Regions from separate parts of the Homo sapiens genome. Here region 1 is linked to region 2. Evidence: chromatin contacts called from ENCODE Hi-C or POLR2A ChIA-PET data. All regions are on one chromosome and are shown on one strand. The core of a region is the stretch at or near the end of the contact, and the rest is flanking DNA. Distances in the headings are between cores, read along the strand shown.

Region 1 (2,700 bases), core at 118-2,617, 60 kb after region 2:
GTCTCCTTTTCCGGCAGCACTTGCTTAGGAACTGTCATGGCTGAGTATTATATTTTATCCCACTGGTTCTAACCAGCTGATGATCAATAAATTTCAAGTGAGTGCGGGACACCAGACCCTTCCTGTACCTAACTGAAGACTCTTTGCTGACCAATGAAGATAACTTGTTTACCCATGCTCACACAAACCTATGCATTCATTCATTCTCTTTAGTTCAAAGAACCGATTTTCAACTCCAAATAACCAGAACCACATTGTAGCCCTCTTCGTAAGACTTTAAAAACTCTGACTTTTCTTACTTGGAAAACCATACAGTGAATTTCTCCTTGCCCGACATGTAAGTAAGCTTGTCATAAAAAACAACTCTGTGGGATCTTTATTTTATTATTTGACAGTTGTTAAAAGTTGAAGAACTTGGGAATTTTCTGCATCTAAACTCTCTCTCAAAGTGATCTTACCCAGTTTCATGGCTCTAAATATCATCCACATACTACTGTTACCAAATTTGTGTCTTCAGCCCAATCTCTCCCCTGAACAACAGAATACACAGAATATACATCCAACTGCCTGCTCAAAATCTCCACTTTATTGCCCAATAAGCATCTGAAACTTACCATGAGCAAGCCAAAAACCTAACCTCCCTTCCCCTAAACCCCAGGTATTCCCCATTTCAGAAAGTGTTACCAATACTCGCCTGGTTGCTTGGGCCAAAAACCAATGAGGAATCCTTAACTTCTTCCTTTTATTCACACCCCACATCAATTCATCAGCAAATCTTGATGGCTCTACCTGAATTTTACCCCTTCTCATCTTTTCCCATCTCGCATCTCTCCATTATTGCTATGAGCTCAAAGAGGGCCCCCCTTCAGTCTGTTCTCTATGTGGCAGTTAGATTGACACTGCAGCCCCTGAAATAGCTTTCAAATTTCTTGCCATAGCCTAGCCCCTAAAGGCCCCACAGGATCTGGCTCCTGATTCTGTCTCTAACCTCATTTGCAACCATTTTCCCTCATTGCTGGAGCTCAGTCCCACAGGTCTCCTTGCTCTTCCCCGAACTCACCAAGCACATTCCCACCCCAGGGCCTTTGCACTGGCAGTTCTCTCAGCCGAGGAAGCTCCTCCTACTCAGAGGTACATGGCCACTCCCTCTCTCTGTCCAGGTCCCTGTCCATAGGTCAACTTCCCAGAAAGAATTTCCCTGGTCATCCTGCTGAGAGACAACTCATTGTAAGCCACTCCCATCCCTTTGCCCTATTTCTTACACATATATGTGTTCTGTATATTGGTTTATTCATTGTGTACCTCCTGCACTAGTCACTGCTATGTCTCCATGCCTGGCACACAGCAGGCACTCAATAAATATTTGTCAAATAAATGAAATCAGCGCCCTGGAGGAAGGTGTTATCTCTGGCACTTATTAGCTGTTAACTTCAGGCTAAGCACACACTCTGCCAAACCTCAATTTTCTGAAAACGATGACGAGAATAAGAATAGGGCATATTCTAAAAATTCTCAGGGTTTTGTAAGGGCCACATGAGATAATGTGTGCATGACACAGTCTTTCAGTATCAGTCATATCATTCTTAAAATTGTATGCTCCTATCTCTGTTTTAGAATCCAAAATGAGTGGGAGTCTTGGTCTCTTTTCTATATTTAGATCATCTTGTGTCAATAATTACAACGTCCAGAAATCAAAAGTGCTCCCAGAGAGCTGCTTCGCTATTATTCACTAGTTAATCATTAACTTTGCCAAATGTACATGATCACAACTACCCAAATTGCAGCCGATTGGCACTGTGTATTTCCAATCTTTATTTTTACATGTCTCACTGCATGTCTATTTATTCCTAAGCCAATGAACATAATATAATAAATATATCATACTTGTGTCAGTATAAGTAATGAAGAGCTATGCATGTGTGATGGTTATTTACATGAATGCCCCAGGCTCACTGGCAAGCATGTTTTACAAACCTACATCAATAAAATGTAACAAATGCTCCTATTCTAAATGCTCTTTGGAACAGTTCCTACCTTGCCTGTACACGTTTTACTTATTTCTTTTCCTTCCAACAATAAAACAATCAGTGACAGTCTGCTTGTTTTTTCCCTGTTATTTGAAAACACACTTAATAATGCATTCGTTTACAATGATTTTGTGTCACACAAAGCAAAGCTTAATGTGGCCAAATAAATAGTGGTCTGGATGTCAAATCAGGCACAGCTCTCAGAGAGTACAGGGCAGGCCTGTTTTTGGGACTGGCAGCCCAGGGGAAATGGTTTGGGTATTCACTAGGCTGAGCCTGCACCTGTTCAGCAAAAGAAACCTCAGTAAATTTACATGACTCCTAGAGTTAGCGGTGATGGGCGATGTTGTTAATTTAGTCTGAAAAACAGAGATGTGATTTCAGAGAAAGGAGAGAGTTTGCAGATGCACCATTTGTCCTAAACATATAGCCCTCCCCATACCTTCTCTAGGCCTGGAAAATGAGCGGTTTGAACTCACTGCTCGCTAAGGTCCTCTCTGGTTCATACATATTTGTTTCTCTATGGTTTGCTTTCACATTTTCTTCCAGCTGGCTCATTCAGAAGGGAGCTATTAGTGTCAAGGGCGGAATTTGGATGGAATTAAACAGCTCCCACTCCACCTCACCTTTCTCTAAGCCCCATCCCATCCTGCCAGAGAAGTTTGTGCTCTTT
Region 2 (2,700 bases), core at 179-2,678:
TTTATGAATATCTGTTTTGTTTTATTGTTGTTGTTTTTTTTGAGATGGAATCTCACTCTGTCGCTGGAATGCAGGGCAGCGGTGTCATCTCAGCTCACTGAAACCCCTACCTCCCAGGTTCAAGCAATTCTCCTGCCTCAGCCTCCCGAGTAGCTGGTACTACAGGCGTACACTGCCATGCCTGGCTAATTTGTTTGTATTTTTAGCAGGGACGGGGTTTCACAATGTTGCCCAGACTGGTTTTGAACTCCTGAGCTCAGGCAATCTGCCCACCTCGGCCTCCCAAAGTGCTAAGATTACAGGCATGAGCCACCACGCCCGGCCTATCAATATCTTTTAATACATATGTAACTAAAAGTTGACCGGGGCCAGCCTCCCTGCCCTTTGAGGTCTAAGGAAGATGAGTTTGAACCTCCAATTCTGCACCTTGTGAAAGTCTAAAATTCTCATGAAGATTTCCCAAACTCCCAGGTGCTCATGGCCACCTCTAACTTCAGATTCATGAATTGTCTCATTTGACCCAATTTCCTGTATGTTTTATAATAAGTTGCCCCAAAAGTGAAATTTGGCCCCTTCCTTAAGTTTCATCCAAAAGGTTACTTATTGCAAGGCCATTTGTGTGTTCACTATAAGATTTGGGTAGGAGAGGTGCAATAAATACAGAGAAAGAATTTACATCGAGGAATATAAACAACCTCAAGGTGATCATTAGGGGTGCTGGCTCCTTATGGTTATGCCAGCTCCTGCAGTTACAACAACCCTCTGGTAAGAAACTGTCAAAGTTGACTTCACCGGTCCTATCTTTTCCTTCTCTTCTTTCCAGAAATATCCTCTCATTGTTTTTTTTGCGTAAATATGGACATCTGTGACCTACACGTGAAGGCATTTTTCCAAATAAAGACAGCTTCCTCCCAAGAGAAATTTGTGTGCCTGCTTTTATAATATCATGTTTAACCCTTGCTACATGTTTGTGCCTTATCTTTTTGATAAAAATATGAGCTCCTTAGAATAAGTACCATATCTTTTACTGCTATGTATTGCTCTCCAGGCCTAGAAGAATGTCCAGTAGATAGTAGGGACTCAAGAGCTGTTTGATGATTGACAATAAATCAGACTGAGTCACAAATTGACTCATAGCTCAGTTTGACTATTAGGCTAATACTCCTTCCACTGAACACACTTCCTAAACAACACGGTCTTCCCATAAGCCTATATTCAACTACCACTGTATTTCCTTAAAGGGCAATTCATAAATCAGAGCAGACTAAACCACGGGCCTAATTTCCCCATTGGAACTCCTCATATTCATCTTCCTGAGCAACCATAAAACATGATTTCAAAATGACCTAGTAATTATGTCTTAGGGACACTGAAAAAAGTTTAAGTAAAAATGTCTTCATTACACAGACCCAAAATTCTTTTATGGAGACACACTCTTATTAATCACTTCAGGTGAGTCAAAGTAAACGTAATCAGTCAAAGCTTTACAGGAAAAGATTGAAAGAAAATTCTTGGTCCAGAATGATTTCTCTCCCTCCCTTCCTCCTTCCCATCGTCCTCCTTCTCTCTCTCCCGGATTCTTTCACCAACTTTTACCCAAGAAAGAGTACAACCAGTGATGGCATCAGTGAGATCCTTAAGCAATTTCCCTCTATAGAGTTTAATCTCATGGGGATAATTTCAAGAGAACCAGACTGTATTTTGGATGACTCACAGTTGTATTGTGTGTCTAAGACATATTTGAATATCTTCTCATAACAGACAATGAATCAGGCAATATTTTCAACTAGTTTTCATTCTCCTTTGTTCAATGTTTAAAAAAAAAGATAGGACAAAATCTAACTGTGGGTATCAGTAGTTGTGAAAGTTTAAATTTTGTTCCATGTAACAATGCAGGAAAATTATAACTAATAGGTCTAGTCTGTAACCTATTATGTTTAAGGTCAGTATATGTATAATGCTTCTCTCTAGTGTTTGTCTATATGTCAAGTAACAAAACAAAGAAACATTTTGCTCCATGATGAAACCACCCTGAAGGGGACTTAGAAAAACCTTTCCTTGTTATGTTGAAACAACACAAGGAGAGGGCAAAAAGAGAGGAAAGTACTACCTCTAGGAACCCCCTTGGTTTCTGGGTTCCTCATTTACCTCTTTCTGATTAGTACAGCTTTCCCAGTTCTTCCCAGGTAAAACCTTCTGAAACATTTCTCCTACAAACAGCTCTGCTCCAATTGCCAATGTCTCTGAGAGCCAGGAGAGATGATCTTAGCCCACTAAAATCTCACATCTACAACAAAAGTGGCAATGATGAAAATGGCATTCCAACCATGGTTCAGAGGGTTGATTTGCATAAGTCTGCTTAAGAAATTTTTCATGGGATTATGAAAAACCAAACTTGAAATTTGTTGTTTCTGAGCTCTGTTTTAAAAATAATGACGTTACTAAATACCCAGTTGTCCAAACTATACAATTAAATTAATACTGGTTCTCTTTTCTTTAGTTACCAAAACAGACCTCAGACTCACAGCCTTTTTGTACTCCCACTTCCATTTGGGAGTAGGTTTGGGTCTTTATCTGTCACTTGAGTAGCCCCTTACCTGGTCTTCTTGTGGCTACCCTTTCCTCATACTCTTCTTCCATCACTATCAGAGCAATCTTGGCAAAAGAAGGGCTGGTCAAGTTACCCCCATATTTATGTCC

What was found. A loop is a pair of places that touch in the nucleus more often than their neighbours do. ChIA-PET counts read pairs that join two places held with the same protein, here RNA polymerase II (POLR2A).
Region 1: a loop to region 2 is called in a map of PC-3, with 8 times the contacts of the local background. The contact joins two enhancer-like sites. A Hi-C loop is called at or near these places in 1 of 168 maps with a recorded cell type or tissue (PC-3) and 1 of 37 single-sample maps with no recorded cell type. POLR2A ChIA-PET finds 5 or more read pairs at or near these places in 2 of 52 experiments (MCF 10A and Panc1).

Annotation. Positions count from the first base shown.
Region 1 is chr2:29,722,189-29,724,888 of GRCh38, forward strand. All of the region lies in intron 1 of ALK (ALK receptor tyrosine kinase), which reads right to left. Among named protein-coding and RNA genes, the nearest start is that of ALK, 200 kb to the right of the region's middle. Within about 2 kb of position 1,368, at least 3 of the 41 ENCODE cell types and tissues checked have a DNase peak (open chromatin) inside an H3K27ac peak, as active enhancers do; they include PC-3, where a contact is called at or near this core.
Region 2 is chr2:29,661,888-29,664,587 of GRCh38, forward strand. All of the region lies in intron 3 of ALK (ALK receptor tyrosine kinase), which reads right to left. Among named protein-coding and RNA genes, the nearest start is that of ALK, 260 kb to the right of the region's middle. Within about 2 kb of position 1,429, at least 2 of the 41 ENCODE cell types and tissues checked have a DNase peak (open chromatin) inside an H3K27ac peak, as active enhancers do; they include PC-3, where a contact is called at or near this core.